4 separate regions of the Homo sapiens genome follow, and all the other regions are linked to region 3. Evidence: chromatin contacts called from ENCODE Hi-C or POLR2A ChIA-PET data. All regions are on one chromosome and are shown on one strand. Each heading gives the region's core, a stretch centred on a gene start or an enhancer-like site at or near the end of the contact. The rest is flanking DNA. Distances are from core to core; before and after follow the strand shown. Region 1 holds the start of MYH9 (myosin heavy chain 9). Region 2 holds the start of EIF3D (eukaryotic translation initiation factor 3 subunit D). Region 3 holds the start of APOL6 (apolipoprotein L6). Region 4 overlaps MYH9 (myosin heavy chain 9).

Evidence for each region. A loop is a pair of places that touch in the nucleus more often than their neighbours do. ChIA-PET counts read pairs that join two places held with the same protein, here RNA polymerase II (POLR2A). Pooled maps may share reads with other maps.
Region 1: a pooled map shows a loop between it and region 3 (7-fold over the local background). The contact joins the promoter of MYH9 here to the promoter of APOL6 in region 3. A Hi-C loop is called at or near these places in 5 of 50 pooled maps. POLR2A ChIA-PET finds 5 or more read pairs at or near these places in 4 of 52 experiments (A673, CD4-positive, alpha-beta T cell, activated CD4-positive, alpha-beta T cell and 1 more).
Region 2: a loop to region 3 is called in a map of CD8-positive, alpha-beta T cell, with 22 times the contacts of the local background. The contact joins the promoter of EIF3D here to the promoter of APOL6 in region 3. A Hi-C loop is called at or near these places in 2 of 168 maps with a recorded cell type or tissue (CD8-positive, alpha-beta T cell and naive thymus-derived CD4-positive, alpha-beta T cell) and 9 of 50 pooled maps. POLR2A ChIA-PET finds 5 or more read pairs at or near these places in 2 of 52 experiments (CD4-positive, alpha-beta T cell and activated T-cell).
Region 4: a loop to region 3 is called in a pooled map, with 2.3 times the contacts of the local background. The contact joins the enhancer-like site here to the promoter of APOL6 in region 3. A Hi-C loop is called at or near these places in 1 of 168 maps with a recorded cell type or tissue (posterior cingulate gyrus) and 1 of 50 pooled maps. POLR2A ChIA-PET finds 5 or more read pairs at or near these places in 1 of 52 experiments (A673).

What each region holds. Positions count from the first base shown.
Region 1 is chr22:36,384,784-36,389,578 of GRCh38, forward strand. MYH9 (myosin heavy chain 9) reads right to left here and starts at 3,184. Exons shown (of 41, transcript NM_002473.6): 1 at 3,024-3,184. MYH9-DT (MYH9 divergent transcript) reads left to right here and starts at 3,811. Exons shown (of 3, transcript NR_183573.1): 1 at 3,811-3,952. RefSeq lists enhancers at 343-1,056, 828-1,017, 1,057-1,770, 1,528-1,577, 3,201-3,495 and silencers at 2,208-2,437, 2,718-2,797, 2,828-3,407.
Region 2 is chr22:36,527,717-36,532,626 of GRCh38, forward strand. It overlaps EIF3D (eukaryotic translation initiation factor 3 subunit D), which reads right to left and starts at 1,450. Exons shown (of 15, transcript NM_003753.4): 1 at 1,360-1,450. RefSeq lists enhancers at 961-1,010, 1,321-1,720.
Region 3 is chr22:35,645,515-35,650,301 of GRCh38, forward strand. It overlaps APOL6 (apolipoprotein L6), which reads left to right and starts at 2,932. Exons shown (of 3, transcript NM_030641.4): 1 at 2,932-3,109. RefSeq lists an enhancer at 2,637-2,936.
Region 4 is chr22:36,367,794-36,372,973 of GRCh38, forward strand. The region is part of intron 1 of MYH9 (myosin heavy chain 9); the gene reads right to left. Among named protein-coding and RNA genes, the nearest start is that of MYH9, 18 kb to the right of the region's middle. RefSeq lists a silencer at 871-1,165 and an enhancer at 1,478-1,567. Within about 2 kb of position 2,843, at least 35 of the 41 ENCODE cell types and tissues checked have a DNase peak (open chromatin) inside an H3K27ac peak, as active enhancers do; they include A673, where a contact is called at or near this core.

The sequences.
Region 1 (4,795 bases), core at 1,934-4,433, 740 kb after region 3:
AGGTCACAAAGCTATTAAGTAGCATGGTCAGGATTTGAACTCGGCCTGTTTCCAAAGCTCACGTTCTTTCCACTACCCCACTCTTCCCAGCTCTAAGAGTGGGATTCAGTAAGCCACAGCAGCAGCACTGCCAGGGCTCCATTCTTTTGTCAGCAGAGGACTCCAGCCCAGGGTCTCAGCACACCAAGGGTTAAGGCTGAGAGGCAGTGACTCTCTGGGGCTGCACAAAGGGAAATGCACTTCCTGCCCCAGCAGGCAGAGATGCTGTTTTATGCTCAGTAAATTAGGACGTTTGTTTAATTACGACGACACACAGATTTTGTTATTCTAAATATTTTTGGAACATGATGCTTGGGAGGAAGCTGTCAAGGCACGGGTTTTTTTTTTTCTCTCTCTCTCTTTTTCCTTTGCTTTGGGTTTCTCTTTCTCCCCCTCCAAGAGAAGGGTAGGGCCAGGCTCAGAGGAAAACAACAGCCAACCCCTCCTCTCCTTTTGAAATAAAGATGTCAAGCTGGTAAGGGCTGTCTTAAGTACTTTATTGAAGAATTAGCTAGAAGAGGAAGTAAAGGAAGAACAGCCAGCCTGGTTTCTAGCAATACCCTACCAGGCTACACAACAATGCTGCATTTTTTTAGTGTGTTTTTCTTCTTTTAAAGAGCTAACAGATCCTTGTTTTGTTTTTTCTGGAGCAAGAGCGGGCAAAAGGCAGGCTGTGATTAACATGCGTCCTTCATCCTACGAGAGAGAAGTTGTCCCATCTCCAACCCCTTAGGTTAAAAAGTTTAAAAATAAAAGCAAGAAAGCCAGGGCCCTCCCTCTCCTCTACCCTCCTGAACCTTTCAGATGAACAGCCTCACCGAATGCTGCCCTTCTCTCCGGGGCTGGGGAGCTCCCCAGAGCCTGCCAATGCCGGCTCTCCAGACACCTGGCTCTGCCCACCTGCGCTGCCAGGGTTTGCTGAGTGTGGAGACTGAAGTTCTTTGGTGTCACCCCACAGTCATCCAGAGCGCAGTGGCTCTCAAATTACACTGAGCAATCTCTCCATGTTTTTAATTACCCCCCAATTATCCACTAAGTGGCTCCTCACTTTCCAACACCGCATGCTTGCCTCAGTTTGCCAAACCTGCAATGTGCTTCTCCCTTGTAGCAGCCTCCTCCTTGCCCAAGAGAAGTGGCCCCTCTCAGCCTTGAAATTCCTGAGTCCTTTGTCTATGGCATACTTGGGACACACATCACAGGCTGCCTTTGTATTTCACTGGTTCTGCCACTTTCCCCTTGAGGACTGTAAACTCCCCAAGGGCAGAGGCAGGGCCCCGGGGATTTCACAGGGCAGTCTGGCTCCCTTCTCCCAATCCCCATGACTCACAGTACCTTTCCGGGGTCCCTGTCATCTCTACCTCACGTTAGACTCATCTACAGATTTGTCTCAGTTCTCCCCTAAGTGCCCATGGGCACGGGCCAGGTCTTACTCAACCTCCCACCCCCCCACCACCTGGCAGAGTCCCTGGCACAGAGAGGGCAGTTAAATATTTGCTCAATTACACATCTGTGTCCCCTTCCCCCACACATAGCAGCCTTGTATATAAACTGACTATTATTAATTGAGTGATTGTCTCAAAAGGCCTCCCTCCTTACCAAAAAGGGACTCCTAAGCCATCAGGTGAGCCAAACACTGGCCCAGACAGTGTAGTTAGAATGGCCACAGTGCTGCGCTGCACGGAGAAGGAGCTAAGGCTCTCTTCCCTTTCCACGGTTACTCATCAGTCACTTTGAAATCCTGTTAAACCCAGAAAAGGGCGCAGTGAACCGAGAAGTGGCTGGGCCTCTCAACTGCCCGGTGGAGACAGCCGCCTGCCTCTACGACCTGGGACTTCCCAAGGAGTCTTCTCTCCACACCGGCTGGGTGGGGCCGTGCGCTCACCCTGCCCCCCACCACAGGACAGCCGGCAAGCTAGTGCTGGGGGTGCTGAGTCTCAGTTTGAAACAGCGGGGCTTCCCTGGAGAATGAGGGTGCCGCAGTCCTGTCTCCTGTGCGTGGCCCCAGAACAGGATGGGGTGAGGACCCCAGCACAGGGAAGCGGGTGCGTGGAGTGGAGAATAGAAAACTCCGATTTGGCTCAAACAGGAAAGATGCAATCGCCCAGGCCTGCTCGTAACGGCAGAGCTAGCTGCCCCCGCACCCCGCCCAGACGGGATGGCCCCTGGGTGCGGTGGAATCAGGTGCACGCCTGGGCGGCCCCGACGGCTGCTGCATTCCGGGCCTCCCTCCCCCGAGGATCAGAAGTCGGAGGTCGAGGGCTGGAGCAGGGACTGGGGGTGGCCCTTCCTGTCTCGCGCCCGGGTCCCCGCCGGGTCCCCCTTGTCCGGGCAGCCGCCGCACCTCCCCCGGGCCCTCCCCGACCAGTCCGACGGCAGCGGGCGAATGAGGAAGTCGGCCGCGGAGGCGGAAACCGGGCCGGGTGCAAGGTCTGCAGCGGGACGGTCCGACTCTGACTCAGGAGGACGCCCTGACAGCTGCCAAACGGTGCCCGCTGCCCGTTACCTCCGTGCCTCAGACGCCAGAAACTTCCACGGGAGCGGCTGCCCCGGGCTCCCAACCCGTGAGGCTGCGTCCCAGGGGCCGCGGCTCCCGGAAGGGGTTAAAAAGTTTGCCCGAGTCGGGCCTGGGCGAGGCGAGGGCGGGGCGCGTGCCCCAGCGGCTGGGGGAGGTCGGCTCCAGTGCCCAGTCCTGAGACCGCGCCGGGGGACACGGGGGGCGCCGGGGAGCGCCGGGTCCCGAGGCCGCCCCTGCACCCCTAGGCCTCGCTGCTGCCGGCGCCCTCCCCGAGCGCCCGCGTGGGGGTCCCGGTCCCCCTGGGAAGGATGCGGTGCCGGGCCCTGAGCCGCCGGCGTTCGCCCCCGCCCGCGCGGGTGGCGGGCCGCACTGAGCCCAAGAACCACCAGTCGGCCTGGCGGCAGCGCGTCTCGCCCCCGCCCGCCCGCCGCCGCCTGCCCGGGGCGGGACCGCGGTGGGGCTCGCTCACCTGAACCTGGATCTGCCCCGGGAACAGGCGCTGCTTCTCCCGAGAGGACTTTCTCGAGCGCTCGGGCGGCGGCCGGGTGGGGCGAGCGCACGAGGCGGGAGCTGCAGCAGGTCAGCCTTGCTTAGCCTTCCGTGCCCTGCCCAGGAACCGCGGTGATCTGCGCGCCTCACCGCACCCAGCTCGGCTCCTCGCCGCCTTCCCGCCCCGCCCTCGGAGCCGCGGGACCATTCCCAGCCGGGAGCCGGCTCCGGGGCGGAGCCTGGGGCACAATCCCGCCCCCTTCCTGCTACACCCACTGCAGGCCGCGCCTGGCCTTGATGGGCAGACGTATTGGCCTGTGGAAAGGGGGTGGGCGGAGCCTCTGCGGCCAGATGGGTGGGGATTCAACATCCTCTTTCCGCCCCACCTCCACCCGCTCCACCTTCCCCCGCGCTTCCTAGGCGGGAGCCCCGCCCTCTAGGGCGGGTCCAACGGACAGCCAGGTTCTAGGACAAGGATTGACACAGGGGGAATCCAATCAGGAGGCGGCGACTCGGGGCGCGGAGAGCTCCGGGCCGGGGTTTTGGTGCCTTGCCTGGGCCGGGGCGAGGCCCTGCGGGAGCCGACTGGGAAGGTCTGGAACTCTGACACCCCGCCCCGCGAGCTGTGCTCTCAGTCTCATGTCATCCCACCACAAGGACAGATATTAAGTACCATATATGGGAAAAATGCTATTTTACATAATTATGATCCCTGTGGGGGCGGGCATGGACTCAGCCCTGGATTCCATTGTGAGCGTCTTGAGTTCGATTCCTGACCCTGCCTCTTTAGGATCCGCACGTTGCTGCCTTTCAGCCTCCAAACCTTCGCTCTGGCCGTTCTCTCCACCTGGAATACCCTTCCGAGCCTCTCTTCACCTCCATGTCATTAACTCGCATACATCCTTTCAGGTACTTGTTACAAATTGCACTTTTTTTTTGTTACTGTCCACTACAAGAGGATAAAAAATGTTTTCATTTTTAAATGAAAAATCTTTTGATCCATTTGGAATTTATTTTTGGGGTAAGGAAGAAACCTAAGATAATTTTTGTAATAGCCACTTGTCCAAACACTGTTTTCTCCACTGATTTTAGTTGGCACCTTCATCGCCTATAGAACTATTATACTTGAAGCTGTTTCTGACTTGTATACATTGATCTCTCTGTGTGCACCTGTGCCAATCCCACCATGCTTTAATGAAGATACCTTTATAATACATTCTATATCTATGAGGGCAAATTTCTCATCATTACTCTTTCTTACTGGAATGTGCTTGCTATCATGACTATTCTTCCAAATTAACTTCAGAAAAAAGCTATGTTCTAAAGGCAAAAGAAAGCTGGGAAAAAAAGATTTTGCAACTCTGTGACAAATTACTATCAGCAATATATAAAGATCTCTTCCCAGTTGATAAGAAAAACCTCGGCCGGGCGCGTGGCTCATGCCTGTAATCCCAACATTTTGGGAGGCCGAGGCGGGCGGATCACCTGAGGTTGGGAGTTCAAGGGCAGCCTGACCAACGTGGAGAAACCCCGTCTCTACTAAAAATACAAAATAATTAGCCGGGCATGGTGGCCCATGCTTGTAATCCCAGTTACTCAGGAGGCTGAGGCAGGAGAATCGCTTGAACCCGGGAGGCGGAGGTTGCAGTGAGCAGAGATCGTACCACTGCACTCTAGCCTGGGCAACAAGAGCATAACTCCGCCTCAAAAAAAAAAAAAACAAAGAAAAAGAAAAAGAAAAACCTCAAAGAC
Region 2 (4,910 bases), core at 200-2,699, 880 kb after region 3:
TAATACCAGCTACTCAGGAGGCGGAGGTTGCAGTGAGCCAAGATCCTGCCATTACACTCCAGCCTGGGCAACAGAGCAAGACTCCGTCTCAAAAAAACAAAAATCAAATGTTTCTTGGAGGCTGGAGAGCAATCAAAAGAACAGGTATGCTGAACTTAGTAAACTCTCCTCAAAGCCCCATGCTGGGGAGATTGAGGCTTCCTTCAGAGATGACATTTGGGTGACAGCAACACAGGATGAACCTAGAAGTTTCATCTTTCTAATAGAAACTATAGGAAGAGGACAGAAGAAAAAGGGTGGTGGTCTCAGAACAATTTGTATTAAATAAATATTGCTGAGCTCCTACGTGTTAGGCCCTATACCAGATAATTTAACACCATTGACCACCCCCCCACCCCTACTTTAGAGGCAAAAATTTGAAGCTCAGCCTACTCAAGCAGCTGACCTCATCATTTCAAAACAGATTTGATTTCCAGGGTTGCCTGCTGTCAGTCCAGCCTTCTTTCCATTATATTACAGCTGGGCAGCAGCCCGCAAAGATCAGGGGTTTGAGACCGTACATCATAATACCAAGACAACGAGTCTCAAAACACACTTTAAAAAATCGGGTTCTGTCAGAAGCTCAAGAAGGGAAGAGGCCCGAGGCTCGACCTGCATCACCTCCCTGGAAAGCCAGGGATGAGATACCCTGGCTTTAATAAATGTTTTTTTTTTTAAGAGCAGAGCGGAACCAGGAGGAGAAACTGAGCCGCTCAGCAAAAACGAAGTAACAGCTGTACTAGTCACAGGGGCAGGATAGGGAGGTTCCAAGAGGGCACTCAGAAGGGGCTCTGTGGTTGGCAGGCCACTACAGATCATAAGCCGTCCATCGCTGAACAGGGGGTGGGGTAGATTTAAGATCAGAGATCAAATCTACTTCTCTATCCTAGCCTCCAGTTTCACAAAAAAGGAAAGATAACCTATGCACTGTGAATTCCTAAGAACAGGGGCCAAACACCGCTCAGCCTGGTACCCCTAAGACCTCACTCAAAAAGTCAGGGAGTTTTCGGCCACTTCAGAAAGACTTTGTTGTTACCCCTCCGTCTTAACCCAGGTGAGTTAAGTGACAATCAAATTCACCCAGCTCATGGGCACTGAGCAGGGCCGAGGGCCAAGGACCTCACCCACAAGGTCGTGTCCCGCGTTCAGTAGCGTGCGGGACGCGGGGCCCCCGAAAGTGGATTCCTGCCCCGCCCAGCGGAGGGACGGCAACAGCAGGAAGGGACTAAGAGAGGTCTCTTCCGGGAGGCCCCCCGAAGGCTGGACCTAGTCCGAACCGGCTCCGGAGGGCCGCAGGAACCTATGAAACACGCCGCTCACCTGCAATGGCCTCGGCCGGCCGGGATGGCAACAGATGGTGCGTGCCGGGGACCGCGTTAGCAGCAGCACTCTTGAGAAACCAGGAAAAGAGGAAACATGCGCGCGCAGCGGGCGCCGCCGTAAACACGACCGGCGCTGTCGTAAACTGCTCTCCCGCTTCCTCTGGGTTGGGCGGAAGAACTCACGAGCCGTAAAGCGAAGGTCCACCCGGAAATCCGTTACTGCGTTTCGCCAGGCGTCCTCATTAGCCTCCGAGGCGCCGAGACGCGAGAGGTGTGATTGGCACTACGTCAGGCGGTATCCGGGGACGCCCAAAGAGGGCGTTCATCACTGAAACTTGGCGGCCGCGCAATCGAAGCTCGAGGCGGGGAGCGACTGGCGCCCTTCTGTGTCCCACAATGCTTCGCGGCGCGCCTCAGCCCCCATGTATCCCACCGTCACCCGCGACTCCCCGCCTGTTCTACCTGCCTGCTTAATGTGAAACTCAGCGCAGGGGAGGTCCGTCGGTGTCTTAGGCGGTCCTTATTGTTACTCCTCCGCCTTTATAGTTGTGGAAACTGAGGCTCAGAAGTGCCAAGTGACCTGCCTAGATCAGACTGTTAGTTTAGGGTTCTAACCGCCAGAGTTCAAACCATACTTCCGCAGTTCTCAAACTTAATTGTAGGACAGGGATTTCTGGAACAGTGTTTTTATTTATTTTTATTTATTTTTTGAGACAGGGTTTCGCTCTGTCGCCCAGGCTGAAATGTAGTGGCAGGATCACGGCTTATTGCACCCTCGACTTCTCAGGTACAAGCGATCCTCCCAGTTCAGCCTCCCGAGTCGTTGGTGTACACAGGCACGCACAACCACGCCTGCCTAATTTTTGTATTTTTGGTAGAGATGGGGTTTTGCTATGTTGCTCAGGCTGGTCTCAAACTCCTGAGCTCAACAGTCCACCCACTGGGGCTAGGGTTACAGGCATGAGTCACCGTACCCGGCCAGCTAATGATTTTTAAAAATTTTGTAGAGACAGCGTCTCACTATGTTGCCCGGGCTGGTCTTTAACTCCTGGTCTAAAGTGGTCCTCTCGCCTCAGCGTGCGGAGCAGCTGAGGCTACAGGTGCATGCCACCATGCCTGGCTAATTTTTTTTTTTAGACGGAGTCTTGCTCTGTCTTCCAGGCTGGAGTGGAGTGCAGTGGCGCTATCTCAGTTCACTGCAACCTCCGCATCCCAGGTTCAGGTGATTCTCCTGCTTCAGTCTCCCGAGTAGCTGGGATTGCAGGCGTGTACCAACATGCCCGGCTAATTTTCCTTTTAGTAGAGACGGGGTTTCACCTTGCTGACCAGGCTGGTCTCGAACTCCTGACCTCAGGTGATCTACCCACCTCGGCCTCCCAAAGTGCTAGGATTACAGGCGTGAGCCACTGCGTCCGGCTGCCTGGCTAATTAAAAAAAAAAAAAAAAACTTCTGTGGAGACGAAGTCTCATCATGTTGCCAAGGCTAGTCTCAAACTCCTGGGCTCAAGCAGTCCTCCTGTCTCGGTCTCCCAAAGTGCTGGGATTACGGGCGTGAGCCACCACACCTGACCAGGATAGTATTTTTAAAAATTCAGATTCTGGGTCTCATTTTGATAGATTATACGGATATGTTTATGCTGGAGCCCAAGAGCTCCGCATTAGCTGTGATTCTGAAGTGACGACTCAGGAACTGCTTTACTACAGTAGATAACAGTGCTGTCCTCTCAGCAACTCCCAGGCTATGGAGTTCCTCCTGGTGTCTTTCTTTCGGAATTTTAAAACAATGAAAGATAATCTGAGGGCATGACTTTATTCAAACCTCAGATCCTTTCTACCTGACATAGGTTTCCTTAGCCGCCTAGTATGTCTCCTTTATTAGAAAATATACCTGAAGTCTAGGCTCTGCCACATTCTTTTTTTTTTCTTTTCTTTTCTTTTTTTTTTTTTGAGACGGAGTGTCGCTCTGTTGCCAGGCGGGAGTGCAGTGGCGCGATCTCAGCTCACTGCAACGTCCACCTCCTGGGTTCAAGTGATTCTCCTGTCTCAGCCTCCTGAGTAGCTGGGAATACAGGCATGCGCCACCATGCCCAGCTAATTTTTATATTTTTAGTAGAGACAGGGTTTCACCATGTTGGCTGGGATGGTCTCAATCCCTTGACCTTGTGATCCCCCCGCCTCGGCCTCCCAAAGTGTTGGGATTACAGGCATAAGCCACTGTGCCCAGCCAGCTCTGCCACTTGATAGCTATGTGTGGCCTTCACATTCCTTGCCTTGTTTCCTTATTTGTAAATTGAAGATGATAATTAGAGGGCGCTGTGGGGGTGAAAATAAATGTGTGTGAAAGGACTTAGTAATTCCACTTATCATTTGGGTGAACTTGGACAGGTTATTCAACCTCTTTTTTTTTTTTTTTTTTTTTTTGAGACAGAGTCTCGCTCTGTTGCCCAGGCTGGAGTGCAGTGGCGAGATCTCGGCTCGCTGCAACCTCTGCCTCCCAGGTTCAAGCAATTATCTGCCCCAGCCTCCCGAGTAGCTGGGATTACAGGTGCCCACCACCATATCCGGCTAATTTTTTGTACTGTTAGTAGAGACGGGGTTTCACCATGTTGGTCAGGCTGGTCTCGAACTCCTGACCTTGTGATCCACCCGCCTCAGCCTCTCAAAGTGCTGGGATTACAGGCGTGAGCCACCGCACCTGGCCTATTCAACCTCTCTAAACCTGCTTATTCATCTGAAAAATGAGAATGCTAATAGCAGCACCTATTTCCATAAGCTCTCTCCCAACTGCTCATTTTTTTTTTTTCCTAATTTTTGTTAATGGTGTCTGGTGAATTGTGCCCAGTGGAAAGCCTTGTAGTCATCACTGGTAGTTCGTTTTTCCTTCCCTCCCACATTTAGTTCTTCACTATGTTCTCTTTATTCTACTTGCACAATGCATCTTGAATGCTATCACTTTTTTTTTTTTTTTTTTTTTGAGACAGAGTCTTGCCCTGTCACCCAGGCTGGTGTGCAGTGGCGCAATCTCAGCTCACTGCAACCTCCGCCTCCCGGGTTCAAGCAATTCTCCTGCCTCAGCCTCCCAAGTAGCTGGGATTACAGGCGTGTGCCACCACGCCTGCCTAATTTTTTGTATCTTTAGTAGAGATGGGGTTTCTCCATGTTGGTCAGGCTGGTCTCGAACTCTTGACCTTGTGATCCACCCGCCTCGGCCTCTCAAAGTGCTGGGATTACAGGCGTGAGCCACTGTGCCCAGCCGAATGCTATCACTTTTTATCCCCATTTCACATCACGCTTGGATACACTCTTGCTGCTCTAGGGTTTCTTCTCTATATGGTGGTCAAAGGAATCTGTCCACAACCTTCTACTAGCTTCCCATTATATGCTTAGAGGGAAATATGAATATCTTTTTGTGGCCTGTGTGGTCACTGTCTACCTTTGTTATTTTTAAAATATTTACTTCTTTGAGACAGGGTCTTGCTCTGTTGTCCAGGCTGGAGTGCAGTGGTGTGATCATGGCTCACTGCAGTCTTGACCTTTTGGGCTCAAGCA
Region 3 (4,787 bases), core at 1,682-4,181:
CTGGGCTCCCAGGATCCTGAAACTGCTTCCAGGCAAAGCAATGGAGGCCACGATAGAACTTTTGCTACATTTGGCAAATTGCAGTCTCAGGGCAGCATTTGCTCAAACTCTAGGCAACCTCCGCCTCCTAGGTTCAAACTCTCCCTAAATGCTGTAGCCAGAGAGAAGAAAAGAAATTTCTAGAATCCAAGAATTTCAGGGTCAAAGTGTGCTTCAAGGCCTTTCCCCCATCCCAGGACGGATGGTCCCTGCCTGTGCCAGGGGCCACTGGGCCGAGGCGTGATGAGCTCTCTGGGAGGCAGACAGCCTGAGCCCAGAGTGGGTTGGTTGTGGCTGCAACACAGAAAACCTGCAGCTCCTCAGAGAGGTGCCAAGGCAAACCAGAACCCAGGTGTCCAGGAGCCAGCAATGCCTGCTGGAAGGGTCACAAAGGACCCTCTTTGTGGGCCAGTGGAACCCCAGAGGGCCAGCACAAGCCCCTGCCCCCAGGTGCCATCTCCGAGGCATGCAAATTTCTTTCTTTTTTTTTTTTTTTTTTTTTGAGACAGGGTCTTGCTCTGTCACCCAGACTGGAGTGCAGTGGTGCAATCTCAGCTCACTGCAGCCTCAATGAGAGGCAAACTTTTCAGAAAACATAAAAAGCCCTGATAGAAAATTTGAACTTAAATTGCCTGAACATTCACCCCCAAATGAGAGACTTTACCCAAAGATGTGTGTGTGTGTGTGTGTGTGTGTGTGTTTGTTTGTTTGTTTTTTTGAGACAGAGTCTCGCTCTGTCGCCCAGGCTGGAGTGCAGTGGCACAATCTCGGCTCACTGCAACCTCCACCTCCCAGGTTCAAGCGATTCTCCTGCCTCAGCCTCCCGAGTAGCTGGGATTACAGGTGCCCGCCACCACACATAGCTAATTTTTGTATTTTTAGTAGAGACAGGGTTTCACCATGTTGGTCAGGCTGGCCTCAAACTCCTGACCTCAAGCGATCCACCTGCCTCAGCCTCCCAAAGTGCTGGCATTACAGGCGTGAGCCACCGCGCCCGGTCCGAGAGTGTGTTTTAAATCACAAGAGACTAAGGGGCCTTCAGGCAAGTTTGTTTCTTTTCAGCAGGTCTTGGGTCCCTTGAGGGAAGGGAAGTGGACTCTAGGAAATTAAGCGACTCCCTACTTTTGTTCATCTGAGCTATAGGGTGGATGTTTTCTGTCCCCTTACATAAGCAGCACTTCCTGCATTTGGCTACAGAACATTTTTCTCACATGGCATCTCTTGGGGCGATTGTTTCACAAGAGCCCTGGTGGTAAACACTGCCCCCATCCAATGGCCGGTCTGGCCCCTGAGACTCCCAGGACCGAGCAGTGACCACAACATCTGGGTCCGTTGCCAGGGAAAACAACAGGCAGGCCTGGGATGGCTCAGCGGCCCCAGCCAGGCAGCCAAGTCCTCCTCAAGGTCAGGCTGTGTTTAGCGTGTTCCCCAAGTGTGGGAGGCCAGGAGCAGGGGTGGGTTGTGGAATCCGGGATGCCACGGTTGGAAAGGCCCCTACAAGACCCAACTCAGCAGCCCTTAACCCCTCATTCCTGCTCGTAGGGCCCAGGGACAGGAGGTGGCCTCTATCACAGCAAAGCCAGGACTGGCTAGGTGGGCCGCACCTTCTGCAAAGCAACAGCCTCCAATGTGGTCTCAGCTAGGGGTGGTGACTGGGGACTTCTGGGCATATAAATACAAACAAACCACATGGCTTCTGATCACAATTTGACACAAATGCTAGAGAGACACAGATCTCAGCCCGTAACCTCACTGTGGGCTCATTCTTGTAGACACAGAGCCTAGGACTGGTTCTTAGCTGTGTAATCACAAACAACCCACAACTTCTAGAAGCCTGGGTTTCCTCTTCCTTAAAGTGGGAGACAGAGTATCACAATCCTATATCTCCAATCCTTGAGGCCAGATGCATGTCAGAGTTCCTGATTTGGGGGATTTTTAGAAAGGTAATGGGGTGCAGGTATCGTGTACTATGTAACCCACGCACCCGCAGCAGCCCTCCTCAGTCAAACATATTAATATTTCTGCAGTGACTGTAAATATTCAAATTAAGCAGGAGACATAAAAACCACAGGTGAATTCATGCCAGATCAGGTCAGGTTTTGCCACTAAATGAATAAATTATCATTTTTTTTTAAGTTTTCATTCTGAGGCCAGGTGCGGTGGCTCACGCCTGTAATCCCAGCACTTTGGGAGGCCTAGATGGATGGATCATTTGAGGTCAGCAGTTTGAGACCAGCCTGGCCAACATGGCAAAACCCCATCTCTACTAAAAATACAAAAATCAGCCGGGCGTGGTGGCAGGTGCCTGTAATCTCAGCTACTAGGGAGGCTGAGACAGGGGAATAGCTTGAACGTAGGAGGCGGAGGTTGCAGTGAGCCGAGATCGTGCCATTGCACTCCAGCCTGGGCAACAGAGCGAGACTTCATCTCAAAAAACAATAATAATAATAATAATAAAATAAAGTTTCCATTTTCAGAGGATTCTGCATTCAGAGTTATTAGCCCTTTAATGCTGTGCACCTCATAGGGTTGTTACCCACATCAGCGTCACGTAAGATGCTGTGGAGGAAAGCAGTTTCAGAACAATCAGTGATGACAGCTACTGTGAATCCACTATTCAACAGGCGCCCCATCGCTTGCTCATGGGCTCCTCACCATAGCTCTAAGCCACAGGAGCTATTTTCATACCCCATATAGGTCCATCCTATAACACAGCCAGGACAGAGACGAGAGACTCAGGCCTCCTGACTTGGATTCTGCTCTTTCACCTCCTTGTTCATCCAATTAGAGAAACTGGCAAAAAGGAAACTGAAAGTGACAGCTGGAGCCCATGATTTCCTGGAAGAGCCCTAGAGCTTTGCTTTTTCTCTCCTGCAGCACTTAACCGAAACCAGTTTTGCAATCAATTCCTGTTCAAAGGCCACCCTACTCTTCCTATCCGTCTTTCTCCAGCCCAGACACTCACAGCCCCCTGCCAGACCAGGGGACCTCGGAGAGGCAAGGACAGAGGTTCAGGATCTTCCTCTCCCTCGGGACCCAAGGCCACAAAGGAGAGCTCCGTGGAGAGAAGGTGAGACGGCGGGCAGAAGTCGGGGGAGGAGGGGGCTGCCGCTCTGGTCCCTGAAGGACAGAGCCCCCAAGGGGTTGGCTTTAGGCACCTGACTCAGGGAAAAGAGCTGCTGTGAAAGCAGCGGGGTTCAAATGCCAGCCAGAGCTTGAGGAGAGTCTGAGGATTAACTTCTCCTGTGTTAATCCTGGTAGGTTTCCCTCCCTTACAGCCATTTCAGGGTTAAATTGAAACATGCTAAAGCATGCGATGTGACTAGCCAAGTTGCATTTGTCCCTCCACTGCTGGGGATCCGAGGGCTTAGGCAGAGGGGACCTGGCCCTTAGAAAGCAGATGATTACATCAGCCACAGGCGTTTCCCTAGAAATTCAGTAGAGGAGTGGTTTAGGGGTGTCATCTCACAAGAAAAAAGGTGCTGGGTGAGTTGTCTAGAAACTGCAAAGCCAACCTACAGAGTTTTCTAGATTGTAGATTTATGTGAAGTTGTTTGGGGAAGAGGGTGAGGGAGTTTGTGATAAATATTAGGGCGACTAGGCCAGGCGCAGTGGCTCATGCCTGTAATCCCAGCATTTTGGGAGGCTAAGGCAAGCGGATTGCTTGAGCCCAAGAGTTTGAGACCAGCATGGGCAACATAGTGAGACCCCGTCTCTACAAAAAATCAAAAAATAGCTGGGCGTGATGGTGCACACCTGTAGTCCCAGCTACTTGGGAGGGTGCTGAGGTGGAAGGATCACTTGAACCCAGGAAGTCAAGAATGCAGTGAGCAGTGATCGCACCACTGCACTCCAGCCTGGGCAACAGAGTGAGACCCGGTCTCAAAAAAAAAAAAAAAAATCTAGGGAGGTTATCTTGAAGCTGTGTTTTCAAAGTAAGCAGATTTTTCTTACTTAGATTGTGTATCTGCAGAAGTTGGTTTTGTGGGGGAAGGCAGGTAAGGAAAGACTGTCATAAATATCCTGTAAGCTTTCAAATGAAAGTAAGTTCTCAAATCCTCTTCCAATAAACCTCTCACAAGCAAATCCTCTCGCAACCACCAAGAGCAGGTCAGAGGGGATGGAATGGGACCTGCTTAGATGAGTTTCCTGCTGTTACCTTTGCCCTGCATCCCATAGGACTAATGTAAAAAAATGAGAGAGGTATTGGCGGACGCTGGTAAAAAATGGGGTTCCAGACCAGAGTCTCTTACCCCCAGCAACCTTGTCATGTTCAACCAGGTGATCCCTGGTTGTGGGGGCTGTCCTCTGCATCGTAGGGTGCTTGGCAGCATCCCTGGCCTCTGCCCTCTACATACCAACAGCAGTACCCTCTCCAGCTGAGACCATCAAAAATGTTTCCAGATATTAGCAGTGTCCCTGAGGAGCAAACACGCCCTGTTTGGGACCAACTACTCCAGACTCTGCGTGGCTGGAATTGCACAGGCTTTCCTGCTTACTGTGTGACACTGGCCTCCCTATGTCTCAGTTTGCACCTCTGTAAAATGGGCATCATCTTAGCACCGATCTCACTGGGTCACTGTGTAAAGCAGGTAGATGTATGTCTGGTGAAAGTAAACTCTTAAAGGTGCCAAGCCCCCTAAACCAAACCTAGCTTCACATACCAAAGAGGGGAGAAGGTTTTTATCTTTGAAGCATTCATTCTTTTTCATAGACTACCCCAAAGAAATAACCAAACATGTAGACAG
Region 4 (5,180 bases), core at 1,593-4,092, 720 kb after region 3:
TGCTCTAGAGAGCTGCCAGATTTGGGCCAATGCCATCCTGCCCTGGACAGAGCCCCAGGCCCCCTCCTCCCCTCCCCAGTCCAAGATGGGTGCATACAGACTTGCACACACACAGATATGCATGCACACAGACACGTGCAAAGATCTGTGCACACAGAGGTGCAGAGACATGCACACAGAGACCTGTGCAAACAGACATGCACATATACAAACACACACACACACATGCCTGCATACAGACACCCCAGAGGATGCTGGGATATGGCCGAAGTCAGGCCAACCTGGAGGTAAGCGCTGGATTCTCCTCACTGGTTCAGGAAATCCGGCAAATTATTTAAATGTCCTGAACCTCCCTTTCTTCATCTGTACAATGGGAATGAAAAGGCCCACCTCCCAGGACCCTGTTGGTAATTAAATAACGGCCACTTGCACTTTATTCTGAGTGCTTTTCACCAGGAATCTCACTTTAGCACACAGCACTCTTGTGAGGTAGATTCTAGTGGTATCCCGTTTTGCAGATGGGGAAACAAGGCCAGAAGGCTTACTTGCTGAAGGACACACAGGCACTAGCTGCCGGTGTCTGTACCCTGCAGGTCTCACTTGGGGCTCCAGGTCTTCCATCCCTAACCACTCTGCTCCACTGCCTCTAGGGGTGCAATGAGACAGCGAATGCACACAGAGCATCTGGCAAGGCGTCACATAGGACCTGGTCAACAGCAGTTGCTCCGTGATCAGGAAGGAGAAGCGCAGAGGTGGACCCGCAAGCTTTCCAGTAGCCCAGGGCCAAAGCACCAGTATCTGTCCTCCTGTCTGCTACCAATCCCCTCCAGCAGACTCACTTTTAACCCAATTTCTCTAAGATAACAGTGCTGGGAGGTGGAGGAGTGTTATCTCCCCACCCTTACCCCTCCCAGCTGTCTATATCGCCCTAAACAGCCAGGAATTTAATAAGCCTGGAGTTGTCTCTGACTCCCAACCACAACCAATTCGGAATGCCCCAGGTCCTGCAGCACAACAAAGGCTGCCCTGCAAAGCCCGGAAGAGCCTGCGAAGCCTGCCCCGTCCGCGATAGAGCATCACATTCTTCAGATTCTTGTGTAAAAGCCAGAAGTAAGGCAAGGGGGTGGGGGTGGGGGGGCTCTAATTTCAACCTAAGGGTCATTAAAGCCTGTGACCTGTATTAAAAGGGAAGAGACCCACCCCTCTGCAGCCCCTCTGTACCACGCTGGTCCTCCAAGGTGTATGATACTGCACAGGTCAGCACACCCAGGCCTCACAACCAGAAAGCGCCCTCAGCCTAGCGTCCCCACTTTGAGGACATCAAGCCTCCAGGACACACAGCTAGTCAATGGCAGGAGGGATTTTGCCAGACTGATCTTCAGCATCGTACTGGTGGCCACTATCTATTTCTTTCTGTCTAACATAGGTTTAAAGTTCTAGCCAGAGAGTCCACAGAACTAACCCCAGGTAGAGTTCAGGGGAAGACGTTGAGGTGCTGATGGAGACTCGTGAATTCCACAGTGCTCGGCAGCAAGTAATTAATCTCATGATGAGGCGTTTTTCATGAGCATTTGGCATTATATACCCACCTCCCCCTCGCCCTGGCAAAGGCAGGAAACAGTGGGCGGCAGGCCGGCTCTGGGCAGAAGGCGGGCTGAGAACAGCATGCTGGTGGGCTAGGAAGGTACGAGGGGGCGGTATCCATTCTTCAGAGGGAGGACAGCAAAAACCCAGGTTCCCCACAAGGACCAGGCTAACCAGACCTCACACCAGCCTGCCAGCCTTCACCTGCTGTCTACCCGACAGGTCTCTTAGGATGGAACAGGGAGGGCTGTAATTTACAGCTGGTGCCATAAAGCCAACTAGGTAACGCGACCCAGCAACCACCACTGTGAGGCTATGTGTGGAAGTCTACAAAAACCCAATTTCACAACTATTGTCCACATAGTGGTTGAAGTGGGATGAGAAGGCAGGAGAGGCGATGGAAGTAGATATGGAAAATAACTGGCCTGAAAATGAGGAGCTGGGAGAGGATTTTAGATCATTCACTTGCTACCTGGGGCTAGTCACGTAGGTTTTCTTGGACTCTCAACATTCCCAGCTACAAAATAGGAACACTAATACTGCCACCTTCATGGGATTGAGAGACTTTTGTTGCAATAACTTGAAAGTGACTTTAACCTTTGTAACGTGATATAAAAAATAGACTGAAATTTTTAAACAGATAAAAATATATCACCTGGCACTGTGCCAGATAAATTGTGGACAGATAAAACATATAAACAATAAAGCTATACTTTATTAGCATCAAAACCCTCTGTGGCATTTATTTTCCTCATTCCACAGATAAGGAAAACTGAGGCACAAAGAAAGATTGTATGACTCACTCAAGGTCAAAGGGCCTGCAGGTGGGAGAACCAAGATTAGGGCAGATGGTCTGAGTCCAGAGTGCCTGCCTATTTACCTAAGCACCAGACACACGCCCATCATGCTGGTGAGGCTCAGAAGCCAAAGAAATAAAGCCATCTACCCAGGACATCAGGGTCTGTGCCACCCACATTCTAGTATGAATATCCTCACCTGTTTCTCAAGCATGTATCAAGTGCTCACCATGGGCAAGGCACCATGCAAGGGTCCTGGCGACAAGGCCTCTAAAAGGGGAAGCAAGACCAGCACATAAGCCAGCACAGAGAATTGCTAAGACATGAAGCAGTCCGCTGGGAACAGTGGCATAAGCGAAGCATTTGGCAACGCACGCTCGAACCGCAGCCATCCAACACTCGGGCCAGTACCTGGGAGTTTAGGTTATAGTCCTGCACCAGCTTTCTACAACAGTTCCTCCTTACCGGTGTCAAAAGTGCTTATGACTTAACAGAGGGGAGGAGCCACCTCCAAGAACAATTGGCTCACAGGCACTGGGCAGAAGGCAGGGCAGCCTGGGAGCTGGGAGCAGCCAGGGCAGCCCCCACCCAGTTCTCAAGTGTTTTGATCAGAAGTAGAAGCCCGGAGCAGAGAGCAAAGTGGGACAAAAGGAAAAAGCGCTGGTGAACCAGGGGTGGGCAGTGGGGGGTGGGAAGAAGGGCAGGAGGGGCATTGATACTTATCGGGAGTCCATCATGAACTAGACACTGCTGAGAGCATTTCATACTTTAGCTACCCAGAGAACACTAACAGATAGTTCTATGAACCAGAATTTACAGATACAGAAACTGGAGCTCAAAGCAATTAAACAACCGGTAGAGCACCGTCCTGGAGGGCTCCTCCCCCAGATCTGAAGGCATCCACAGAATGTCCCTGGATCAGAGAACCCTCTGCTGACACAAACACACTCCCCTACTCCCTTCTTCCCTGTTACAGATTGAATTGTGTCCCTCCCAAAAATATCCATTATGTTGGAGCCCTAACTCCCAGTACCGCAGAATGTGACTGGTATTTGAGGACAGGGCCTTGGAAGAGGTAATTAAGTTAAAATGAGGTCCTTCGGGTAGGCCCTAATCCCATGGCTGGTGTCCTTATAAGACGAGGAAGAGACACCAGGCGTGTGCGTGCACAGAGCGAAGACCATGTGAGGACACAGTTGGCAGACGGCCATCTATGAGCCAAGGAGAGAGGGCTCAAAGGAAACCAAGCCTGTCCACACCTTGATCTTGCATTTCCAGCCTCCAGAACTGAGGGGATAAATGTCTGCTGCTTAACCACACAATCTTGTACTTCATCATAGCAGCCTGAGCAATTTTTTTTTATTCGTATTTTTATTTTGAGAAAGGGTTTCACTCTTGTTGCCCAGGCTGGAGTGCAATGGCGCCATCTCGGCTCACTGCAACCTCTGCCTCCCAGGTTCATGCGATTCTTCCTGCCTCAGCCTCCCAAGTAGCTGGGATTACAGGTGCCCACCACCATGCCTGGCTAATTTTTGTATTTTTAGTAGAGACGGTTTCACCATGTTGGCCTGGCTGGTCTCGAACTCCTGACCTCAGGTGATCCGCCCGCCTCGGCCTCCCAAAGTGCTGGGATTACAGGCGTAAGCCACCACACCCAGCTGCCTGAGCAATTTAGTACCTCTCAACATACCCCCTCATCTGCTTGGGCTCTCTACAGCTCTTACTGTCTTGACTTTCCTAGTAAGTATGTTTGATTATTGTTTGTTTCCGCCACTAGAGAGTAAACTGCAGGGACTTCAGTTGCCTTAATCAATGATGTGTCCCCAGAACCTAGAACAGTCTCTAGCAACTGATATGTATTTAATGAACAAATAAATTGAATGAAAATGAAATGTAAACCCAGCAGCTGCTTCTGAAGTCACCCACTCCCTGCCCCACACCCCACTTCCTGTTGCTTTCTCTATTCCTTGTATCCACCTCTCCTTCCTCCAATATAACAGCTACTAAATAATTTTAAATAGTATAAATTCAGACCACGTGCAGTGGCTCACATCTGTAATCCCAGCACTTTTGAAGGTCAAGGCAGGAGGATCACTTGAACCCAGGTGTTCAAGACCAGCCTGGGTAACATAGCAAGATCCCATCTCTACCAAAACATTTTAAAATCAGCCAGGTGTGGTGGTGTGCACCTGTAGTCACAGCTACTTGGGAGGCTGAGGTGGGAGGATCACTTGAGCCCAGGAGGTTGAGGCTGCAATAAGCTATGATTGTGCCACTGCACTCCAGCCTGGGCAAAAGAAAGAGTGAGACCCTGTCTCTCAAAAAAAAAAAAAAAATGACAGGTAATAAAAAAAAAAAGTTAGGTTAAGGTTTAGATTGTGTTTTTGCTGAGTTTGTATTTAATCATGGGAGGTATTAAGGACTGTGACAGAGCTGTCCCAGTGAAACCTCAAACCCGAGAGGCCTGGTGCTGATCCAGGTCCCAAGAGCAGGCTGGAGGGGAGGACGCAAGGAGCTCGGCAAATCTGCAACACACAAGGGCAGCGGTGGCCACTGTGACCACCTGGGCCCCCAGCCCTGTTCGTGCCCTCGGTGGGGTGGGGAGCAACAAGACTTTGGAAACTTTCCCATAAGCAAACGACTTCTCTCCTGCTGTCTAGGAAGACAGCAGAATTCAGGTCAGCGGGACTTGAGTGGGGAGCCGGGGTTGGGGAACAGGGGCCTTGGAGGCCGAAAGAGGCAGCCACAACACCTGGCAGAGGAAGCCTTTCTCTGGAATGAAAGGAAATACGGGAGCAA